Regions from separate parts of the Mus musculus genome. Here region 1 is linked to region 2. A link is a loop called in an ENCODE intact Hi-C map of the cell type or tissue named here. Cell type or tissue: left cerebral cortex. All regions are shown on one strand. Each heading gives the region's core, and the rest is flanking DNA. Links, peaks and the distances in the headings are about the cores only. Region 1 overlaps Macf1 (microtubule-actin crosslinking factor 1). Region 2 overlaps Macf1 (microtubule-actin crosslinking factor 1).

What was found. A loop is a pair of places that touch in the nucleus more often than their neighbours do. Peaks named below come from ENCODE experiments on the same cell type or tissue, not always from the same donor. Only the 100,000 strongest peaks of a DNase experiment are listed, where the experiment ranks them.
Region 1: a loop joins it to region 2, with 2.6 times the contacts of the local background. A loop is called at or near these places in 10 of 42 quality-filtered maps.

The regions. Positions count from the first base shown.
Region 1 is chr4:123,381,078-123,386,459 of GRCm38, forward strand. Macf1 (microtubule-actin crosslinking factor 1) reads right to left here. Exons shown (of 98, transcript NM_001199136.1): 69 at 4,378-4,609; 70 at 3,568-3,794; 71 at 2,224-2,346; 72 at 2,030-2,131; 73 at 1,536-1,637; 74 at 1,270-1,443; 75 at 1,025-1,180; 76 at 688-885; 77 at 150-278. Among named protein-coding and RNA genes, the nearest start is that of D830031N03Rik, 28 kb to the right of the region's middle. In left cerebral cortex, for the core only: no CTCF peak of the experiment used is centred there; a DNase peak (open chromatin) is centred at 2,298; H3K27ac peaks cover 470 bases.
Region 2 is chr4:123,445,302-123,450,683 of GRCm38, forward strand. It overlaps Macf1 (microtubule-actin crosslinking factor 1), which reads right to left. Exons shown (of 98, transcript NM_001199136.1): 49 at 4,657-4,823; 50 at 2,801-2,957. Among named protein-coding and RNA genes, the nearest start is that of D830031N03Rik, 36 kb to the left of the region's middle. In left cerebral cortex, for the core only: no CTCF peak of the experiment used is centred there; no DNase peak of the experiment used is centred there.

The sequences.
Region 1 (5,382 bases), core at 295-5,294, 64 kb before region 2:
ATTGCTGCCCAAGTCTGGACTGAAGTCTGTAGAAGAGCTGAACTAACTAACTAACTAACTAACTAACTAACTAACATCGCAGACTCCCAGGATATAAGTCTCTCAGAGAGGCTACTGAATGCTTTTGTGCCATTTGAAGAAACTGTTACCATATGTGTATCAAGCTGTTCTCTAGCAGTCTCAGGAAGTCCTCCTGTAGGTTTAGATGCAGAAAGTTGGTTCTCCATTCTATTGAGTTCTAAGAGGAAATCTTCAATTTCACTGTGGAAACCCTGGGCCTTTTGAAAAAAAGACATATCAGCAGTATCAGTAAGCAATCAGCTGTAAAGGCAAACTTTTGGAATGATCTGAACACACTGGGAGGATTCTGAAGCTGGTCTCAGGCAGAGTAGTTAGTTTTATCTCTGGACAGGGACTATCTGCTTGCTTATGGCTAGAGTTTAGCAAGATCCTTCAGATCTCCCTATAACACAATAGATGCCTACTGCAATCTGGGGAGAAGCCTGACTTGCTATAGGAAACACCTGAATCTCAAAACAAGTTGGTCAGTGTGACTAACTGAATAGTAACCAACCTGAACTGCAAACAATCCTGAAATACCTGCCATCAAAAGCTGCTCTTTTCAAAAGGGGTTCAACCCCAGATGGCCTCCTTTCCCTCCCGTGACCGCCCCTCCCCCGTGCGTACCTGCTGCAGCGTGGACTGCAGCTGTTGCTCCCTCTCCTCTGTCTTCTGCAGCACCGATTCCCAGCACTGGTTCATGGTCTCCAGGCGGCTTCTCAGGCTGCTAGCGTCATCTCCAGCGCTAGACTCCAGGAGTTCACTGCCGGCTTTGTTGACTGTTGCCACCGTGGCTTGATGAGCCAAAACATCATTTTTTAGAACCTAAAGAAATGTTGAATGACATAATTTATCTCTTTTGATGTCATTGAACCTAGCTCCTTAAGGTCCATATGATATTAAGCTTCTGGTGGCAGTAACTGGTCTCAAACTGGCAAAGTTAGGTAGGAATGAAAACACTTACATGGTGCTTTGCAAGCTCAACTTCAATGACTTTTGGGTCTCCACTTATCGGTCTTTGAGCATCCAGCAGCTCTTCAGTGTGTGTTAGCCAGCTCATTAGTTCCTCTAAGGCATGTTGGAACTGGCCCAGGGCCAAGAGAGCACCTTCTAGCTTATGCTGCTCAGGACAAGACAAAGACCATTTGTTAGGAAATCAGAGCGGGCAGAGGGTAGCTCACCAACCCATGTTACCTACTCTAGCCTTACCTGTCTATGGGCAATCTTCTCACCCAGATTCTCCCAGAGGTGCTTGAGTTCTGTCAGTGGTTCTCGTATAATATCTCTGTCAGTTTCATCGGTAGCTTTTTTTAACATCAATTCACCCTGGTGATTGAGTTTTTCCATCTCAATTTGCTGTTGGTAAACTTCTACTTTGAACTCCTATAAAAGATTTATTTAATGCTAACATTAATTGACGTCTTCATTATTAAAAATAAGGAACTCTCTTTTCAAAGCCTTTCCTGGGTACAGACCTTCATCTCATTTAACTGATCTTTGACAGTGTTGAGGTCTGTGCCCACTGGGGGCATGGTGCAGAGCTTGATCACAGTGTTATCTAGCCAGTCAAACATAGCCTGAAATAAAAACACAAATACATAAAAAGAAAACCATGACGTTAGAAGAGAAGGAACATCTCCTTATCAGTGTTGGGCTTCATGATTGTGTGGGTTTTGGTCCACAAGCAAGCAGTGACTTACACAATTAGGCCAGCTTCACTGAGCAGCTGAATGGGTACAACTATGACAAGCAGGCAATGACAATAAAAATGGCAGTAGTAAGTGAAACTTGGATGTATTTTATATCAACACTTTCTCAATAGAAGTGGGAAATGTAGGCCAGAAATGTGAAAGCAAGACTGTCTTAGGTTTCCCAACACTGCAGTAAAGAGGGTGAACCACTACTATTAGAAGATGACAAGAGAGAGCAGCACTTGTACTTCTTTTGTGAGCATCTCCCAGCCTCTCACCTGGAGAGTGTCCTGATACTGCACAGCAGCCTGCATGGCATCCTCGAGTTTTTCCAGCCTTTCTTTCCACGTTTTATTTAAGTTCTCCCAAGCATTATTCATCTATGGGAAAAACATTTGAATCAAATTCTGCTAGTAATACCTCCCTGGGCTGCTGTGCTACTTCTCATCTGAGCCCCGCCCACGCCCCACACCTCATCAATGCTCTTCTTCACTTCAGGCTTCTCGGTTTCTCCACAGGCAAAAATCAAATCTGCTCCAAGGATTCTAATGAACTCCAACTCCTCATGCAGACCATCTGTCTCCTCCTTAATAGTCTACATGGAAAGGAGCAGACAATGAGTCAAAACAGAGCGCAAAGCAGAGCTTCTCAAGCTTTGCAAGTGCAGCACAGAACGCCCCACCCACAATCAAGAGCAAGCACTAAGCAAAACCTCCAGAATCACAAAACGATTTTTACTTTTTAAGATACTGCTTATCCAGAGAGTGCAGCCTCATACTCACAAGCAGTCAACAGACACACAAAGTAAAATGTATTGGCGCTGGGCATGGCAGTGCACACCCAGCACTTGGGAGGCAGAGACAAGTGGATCTCTGTGAGTTCAAGGCCAGCCAGGTCTACAGAGTAAGCTCCAGACAACCAGGGCTACACTGAGAAACCTAGTCTCCCAGAAAAAAAAAAAGGATTATATACATAAGATATGAGCATGTAGTGATGTCAAAGATGGCAAGAAGAAGATAAATTTGGATGTATAATGAGTTTTGATAATTTCTCAGCCCCTACTGGCTCCATGAAGAAATATAAGAAACAACACAATACAAGTCACAAATGTCAGTGTCATAGCTGGGCTACATAATCTTATACGTAAACCGGGGTCACACACCAACAGAGAGGAATAAAGGAGGACAGAGTTTCTAAAAGAAGATGGTGAGACCAGGTATTGCTTATGCCAAATGGAAATCATGTGAAGTCTGTCTAGTGATAATTAGACTGCCCAGAAAGTCTAGAAAAAGATGTGTTTAAGTAACTTGCTATCCCTGGATGATAAATTCAGAATTTTAAATTTTCTACTCTCTATCTCCTTTTTGAAAGCAGAAAAAGGTCTCACATTAAAAACAAAACAAAGAGCCGGGTGTGGTGGCACATGCCTTTAATCCCAGGAGCAGAGGCAGGCGGATTTCTGAATTCGAGGCCAGCCTGGTCTACAAAGTGAGTTCCAGGACAGCCAGGGTTATACAGAGAAACCCTGTCTCAAAAAACAAAAAGACCTAAAAAAACAAAACAAAACAAAACAAAGTTTTCAAAACATTGAGTTTGGCTTGGCAGCGAACACAATGTAACTCAAGGGTTCGGGGCTTAGCACGCAAGAAACCTCAGGTTCAATCCTCGACACTGCAAGAAAACCATGGAAACAAAACAAAACATGATCATCACCACTACGCCACCACACATACAATCACATGCATACCCTCACAACGTGGATACAGTATTTTGTTAAAGGACATACATATGAGATGATGTTTTGTGTTTTTGTTACCTCAGCAGCTTCAACCTGTTGCTTGATGATGGATGGGTCAATACCAGGGCTTTCTAAGTCATGAACAATATCCTGGGTGTCTTTGATGGTGGTCAGGAGAGCTGCCATGTCATACCAGAACTTCTCCGCTAATTCAAGGACATCAAGGAATTTAATTTCTCGCTCTTCAGACCGTGCTTTGATGTCCTCCCAGAAGAACACCATTTGATCCAGCTTGTCCTGGATTTCTGAAGGAGCAAAGAAGAGATGTGAACAGAAGCTCTCTAAGTTCAAAATCTAATTTCTCCCTGAAATCCCATGTAACCCTGACATTATTTATAGTTCAGTGTGGCTTTACTACTATCACCTCTCCTCTGCACTTCAGCAGGGATCTCTACTCTAGGTTTTTTTCTACTTATGTTGCTCTCCCTCATAAAGGATCCACAGAAGCAATCTGAAAACACCACACAAAATATCCAGTAAGATCAAAACAAAAGGGCTGAGATGGAAAGGCTTCCTTCCAGTGTTCTCACTGCACTTTCTGTAAATTTCCCATGGAAAGTGTTACAAAAGGTGGTTATGTTCTGCCCACTATTGATACTGTGATACTCACATTAGGGGTTAAAAAGGAACATTTGTTTCCTGGCATGGGAATCGAGCTTCCAATTGTAACCTTATTTCAATAGGGAAATGTGTTCTGAATTCTAAATGAATTCCACAGACTTTTGGAATACTCATTACTTGAGAAGTGACTCTGGGTAGCTACAGCCTCTAGTTCATTCTATTATCTTTCTTAAAAAGAAAATAATAATAATTAGATCCACCGAGTACCTTTTGCAGCCAGATCCTTGTCTGCTCCCTGCGATCTTCCAATGAGTTCCTCTCCCCGCCGCTTCAGGGCTTCAAAGGACGGCTGCAGTTTCTCCAGCTCCACGGTGGCACTTTTATTGTCACTGATGCACTCTCTGATCTTGTCGACTTCAGCAGGAATCAGGGGAGGCATTCGCAGGCGAGAGGACAGGTTCTCCAGGGTCTCCAACATGGGTTCAATTTTATCATGAAACTAAACAAGGTTGACTCGTTAGTCATCATAGAATACTTCATCATATTGAAGGGCATGTGAGGGCATAAGGTGACCTACTGTTTAGGATAGCCTGTGTTCAGCCTAGCACAATGGCTGTTCAGTATTAGTTTTCTCTAAAAAAAACTGTTTTAGATTTAGATAATAGAGCTAGCCCATCAGAAGGGGGAAAGGGCAGTATTTATTTTGTAAGTCAAAAAATACTAAGTAATATACCAAAAATCAAACAAAAATGGTTAGTATTGTCACAATACTTCTCCAACTCCAACTAATCTGACAAGAAAGTGACAGGACTATGAAACTGGTAGGAGTCAGCACTCAGCAGCTGAGATGACAGTTGCATGCGACAGACTTGACAAAGTTAGATGCCCTTGGCTTCTGTGTACATGAATGGGAACTTTGTGGTGTGCTGTCTAACAACCCACAGTGTGAGACAAAGAAAAGGGCCATGCTGAAAGGTAAGAAGGAAGGCCAATCAAACCTTCACACCTTCCTGGTACTAAAATGAATAAACCTATAAAATTTTAATTTATAATTTGATATAGAATTGGAAAGTGAGAACAGCACAGAGGAGTTTTTGAAAAAAAAAAAAAGAAAAAGAAAAACATCTAAACCAATTCTGGATTTAATATTGAGCAAGTCTCAATAATGTTAAGTGCCCTACAAGAAAAACAAATTTCTTTAACAAAACCATTTCCATCTCTCTTTAACGTCTATATTCCACCCCAAACAAGATGGACACAATGAACTTCCAC
Region 2 (5,382 bases), core at 206-5,205:
TTGAAGGCAGAGACAGGAGGTACTCCGTGAGTTCTGTAGACAGACTGGTCTACATAGTGATTCCTGGACCAGCCAGAGCTACACATTAAGACTTATAGAAGTCTCATAAAAGGAAGGAATGAAGGAAGGGAGGGAGGGAGGGAGGGAGAGGGAGGGAGGGAGGGAGGGAGAGGGAGGGAGGGAGAGGGAGGGAGGGAGGGAGGGAGAGGGAGGGAGGGAGAGGGAGGGAGGGAGGAAGGGAGGAAGGGAAGAGACAGACAGATAGATAGATAGACAGACAGACAGACAGACAGACAGTGTTCATATAGTCAGCCATTACAAGACAATGGTTTAGTCAGCCAAGAAATGCAAAAAGGGGGCTGGAGAGATGGCTCATCAGTTAAGAGCACTGACTGCTCTTCCGAAGGTCCTGAGTTTAAATCCCAGCAACCACATGGTGGCTCACAACCATCCATAATGAGATCTCCCTCTTCTGGAGTGTCTAAAGACAGCAACAGTGTACTCAGATATAATAAATAAATAAATAAATAAATAAATCCTCAAAAGAAAAAAAAGAAAATAAATGCAGAAAGGATACTGTAGAATTTTTCAGAACCTTCTGTGTCATTTGTTGACATTTACTTATTAGCATGTATTGTTGGCTAGGCACCCCTACTAAGGAGATAGAGTGGAACGAACAGGTTTACAACACTTAACTTTACTTTTATTTTTTAGGGGCTTTTGCCTTATTTATCTGTTCATTTATCTTCTTTAAGTTTCTGCCTTAGCCTCCTGAGTACTCCATGAGTCTCCATGCCTGATTTTATGACAAAGCTTCAAGAGTTTGACTTATCAACTGCATTATCATATAATAAGTGTTATTACAGAAGTAGCAATAGTTAATGAACTCTGGGAGCACAAGAGGAGACAAGGAGAGAGGGAAACACTGAGTTAAAGCAGCAGTTCACAGTATGAAAAAGGAGAGAAAATAATCAGAAAATAAAATACTGACACTACACATCCCACGCAAAGCCATATTGAATTGTTGCCAAATGAAAAATGCATCCAACAGTCAAGTGCTGAGAAGGTGTCAAGTGGGGATGATAATGCGTAATGATTGGGCAATGAATCTCTGAGAGGAAGCAGGAAGGAGCCTTGGCCATTTTTCCCCAGGGAGGGATGGAAGTCTAGTGAGCACAAGGCCTTCACAGGCTTCCCACAGGAAGTGACATGCTTTAGGGCTTTAGAGAAAATAGGTAAGAGGTTTTTGTGCATGATGTCCTTAGTTTTTTTTAATTATTTGGATTTGAAGGGAGTGGGGCAAGAAGGGTATTAATACCTATGTAATACATAGAAATTTCCAGAATAAACCACCATGGTGGTTGAAATAAAAAAAAATAAAAAAAGAAAAAGGAGAGAAAATAATCAGAAAATAAAAGAGAAATCAGTTATCTGAAATGTATAGACATCGAGACTACATTGTATAGTTACTAAGGGAACCTTATGTTGGATTATAGACAGAGCTCAAGCAACCAAAGAAAGGTTAAGAACAAAGGACCAGGCAACGCCAAGTCCCCAGGATATGACAGTCTGCCAGAGAAGTCGGGCACTAATCATTCCAGAGCAGGGGTGTCTGAGCTTTTAGTGCCTTGCTCTGCGAGACGACCGAGAGCTGCCTTATCTTGATTTTACCTCCACCCTACAGAGCAGCAGCAGAGCAAGACAAAGAGTCATCAGTGTCTAGCAAGCTCACATGCACCACGCTTCAAACTGACAGGCAGGCAGGCACTGCTTGTCAAATCAGTCATTAATCACCCTTAATTGTTTACGATTTCAGACTTAAAACAGAATATTTAAAAATTTTCAGAGGAATACAAGTGACATTTGTTGGACATCATGTGAACAACAACTACTAAGCTGCTTGGACCTGAGAACTTAACATGTGGAATTAGTAGAGTGTATTAGGTTTCTTTCATTTGTGGGGAACTTCATTTTAAGAGAATTTCAAATTCTCTTAGAGTCCATTTTGTGAAAGTAACCAAATTCCTCTCTTTCATCTGCTCTAGCTCCAGCCTGCTTCTTTGCGAGGGAAATGACAGTCACTAAGCTAGTTTTCAAGCCTGTGCTTCTCCCGACGAGCCAGAATTCTAGTTCCCCACCCCCACAGCTTCCTGACTCCATGTCTGGTCAGTTGCTCATGTGCAGCTGTCTAATTCTCAAGCATGAGTAATAATGATTCTCAGCCCTGAGATGAAAATGTAAGCTTCTCAAGAAATAGAGTTAACCAATCCTTTTTATGATTTTTTTCCCAAGACAGGGTTTCTCTGTGTAGCCTTGCCTGTCCTGGAACTCACTCTGTAGACCAGGCTGGACTTGAACTTAGAAATCCGCCTGCCTCTGCCTCCCAAGTGCTGGGATTAAAGGCATGCACTACCTCTGCCCGGCTTTATGAAGTATTTTAAATTTCTTACACATCATGACAGGCATCTAAGAATAGCCTGTGCTGGTTTTTTGGAAACTATGTTTCAAGTAGCCTAGGCTGGCTCAATCTTAATGCTCAGCTGAGGCACAAATTTCTCCTAAGTATTTCTCCTAATGTCTTTAGGTATGTACCACCATGCCCGACTTTGGGTTTGAAACAGGAGATGTTACTATGTTCAGTTCTGGGTAGGGCATATGGAACCACACCAAGAAAGGAATTCTGATGTGGACAGATAAACTGAATTTATTATGCCACCCCCTATCACATCTGGAGTTCAGTTTGTATAAACTTTCAAACCACTGTCTAGCCAGTTTGCTGGGGACCCTATTGTTTACCTACCTTCAAGTGTTCAATCTGCTTTTCTAATTCCTTAGCACTCACGAAAGTCTTTGCAGGAGGAACATTCCCTTCAGTTTCTTTCAGCCATTTCTGGAAGGTTCTAATCAGTTTCCGGAATTCATCCAACTGCTCCTGGCAAGTGGATGCATCTTTCTCTCTGTGAACAAAGATTTTTTATTATTTACTCATCAGAGGAGATTTGTAAAATGGACTTGAACTAAAAAGTAGGTTAATCCTGGGACTCTAGGCACTAAATTCCTAACAGGGCCCTTCCTTTCCATAGTAAGTCTGGCTTTATACACAATGTAGAAAAGCATCAAACTCAAGAATCATTGCCCTTCTTTGGACATTTTTAGGGAAAGAAGTCTTTAATCTTACTCTAGGCTAAAGCGAAAATGAGAAAACGAAAGGAAGCCTGCTATTTAGATACTATGAGACAATGGAAAGAATGTTGGCTTTGGATCTCCAACCCAGCTCTGTTATATTTTCGGTATTTGACTCTTCCAACACTCCGAGTTGAACTCGAGGGTCTGAGAGATGGGCCAACGGTTCACAGCACTTACTGCTTTAGCAGAAGACCTGGGTTTGGTTTCCAGGATTTATATGGTGGCTCACAATCATATGATTCTCATTTCAGGAGTCTTCCTCTGGCCTCTGGGGGCTCCTGTATGTACGTATGTACATACATATGTATGTGTTTCATATAAACTCATATAGCTACAAACACACACACACACACACACTCACCTGACTTGAGTGCTGAATTGAATGCTGAAAAAAGTTAGATGATTGGCCATGAGCTACACATGCTCATAAAGAAAATAAATCAAGGAATCATTATATCTTTCAAGGACTAATCCAGAGATCCTGGTTCTTCACGTAGTTTTCAACAGTGAGGAAGAGAGAAACAAAGCCCCCAAGGCCACTGTCCTCAGCCAAGCTACTCAATCCACTGCTAAGTTTTCATTTACTTTTGAGACAGGGTCTCTTCTAGCCTATGCTGGCTTCAAACTCACTTGTTCCATATGCAGCCATGTCTGGCTTTGAGTGTTTTAATGTACCTTCTGCTCCTACTCTGAGTGCTGGGATTGCAAGTGTGTGCCATAACACATGGTTCTAAGTATTGGTTTGACCAGCAGTTTTCCTCTAGCCATCAAGGTGGCTGCCTGTTAAATCAATATTACAATTGCTTCTAAACCAAGAAAAGAAGTCTTATCCATGGTCTTAAACCCATGTGTGGCTTCTAATGGAAAATAATGAGTTTTCAATAGTAAACTATAATCTGCAAGCATTTGTCATACATTATTGTATTTGTGCTAAAAGAATCCAGACATTTCTCTTAAATGTTATCCAAAAGATATTCATGTGTACATGTGTGTGCCTGTTTGTCTATCTGTGCACCATGTGACCTAGGAGGCCAAAGAGAGCACTGGATCCCCTGAAATTACAGTGTGGGTTCTAGCAACCAAACATAAGTCTTCTGAAAGTGCTCTTAACTGCTGAGTCATCTCTCTAGCCCACAAATATAACTCATAATCATACCTTGGAAGTCTCTAGATTTTGTCTTTATTTTAAATTCAGCTATAATCTTACTTATAATCCCAAATTTGTTCTGTTTGCTTCAGGTAACCTGGGCTTTTGGTCACTCAGGCCCGATACTGAGATGAATCAGTTAGTAATAGAAAGCAGTAGACATCACCACATTAGGTAACTACCTAAAGAAGCAGTCTTTGACCCATGGGTCGGTAGCAAAGTTCTGACATTGCTTTTTATGGTAAGGAAGTCTAGAAAGTGTCTCACTCTACAGAGAGCCAGGAACAGTTCTTTTTCAATGACCAATGCAGCTGAGCACTCACCTTTCTTGAACTGTCTTCTGCAGCTCTGTAAAATCCTTCTTAAGGTTCTGTATCTTGTCTTGATGCTGAGATAGGTCCAGGGCAAAGCCACAGGAGCCCAGTGTAGTAACCAGGTGCTCCAGAGTATCTAGGTTCTCCTTCTGGTCTTCCATTGCCAAAGTGAGCTCCTGTTTATTAAACATATCAAAAGCAACATACTAAATGATCTGACCCATCATTTTATTCTTTTAACCTTTCTGTGCACATGTGTGTACATGGTGTGGTAGTGATGGTGGTAGTGTATGTGCGTGGGTTCTTGTGTGTGGAGGTTATAGAACAACCTCTATTGTAGGTCCTTGCTTAGACTCTTTGTTGTTCCTTCCTGCACATGTCAGGCTATCCGGCCCATGAACTTGCAAGGATCCTCTTGTCTCTGCCTCCCATAGCCCCACAGGAGCACTGGGATTGCAGAAGCAAACCTGTGCTCAGCTTTATATATAAAACAAACAATAAAACTTCCATTCTATTGAACGTGTGCTGTGGTAGCAAGAGCAGCACAGTTTCCTAACCCTTACATCTGTGGCAGGATGGTGACATCCCAGCAGCTTATTTACCTTACCTAGTGTCCAAAATGCAGTTTCTAACAGTCCTTCCCTACCAAACAGGGATTTGTGGAGAAAAAGGCAAAAACAAACAAGAAACTGATTTCAGTATGGGAAGAAGGCATTCCTATATTGAGAGAGATTT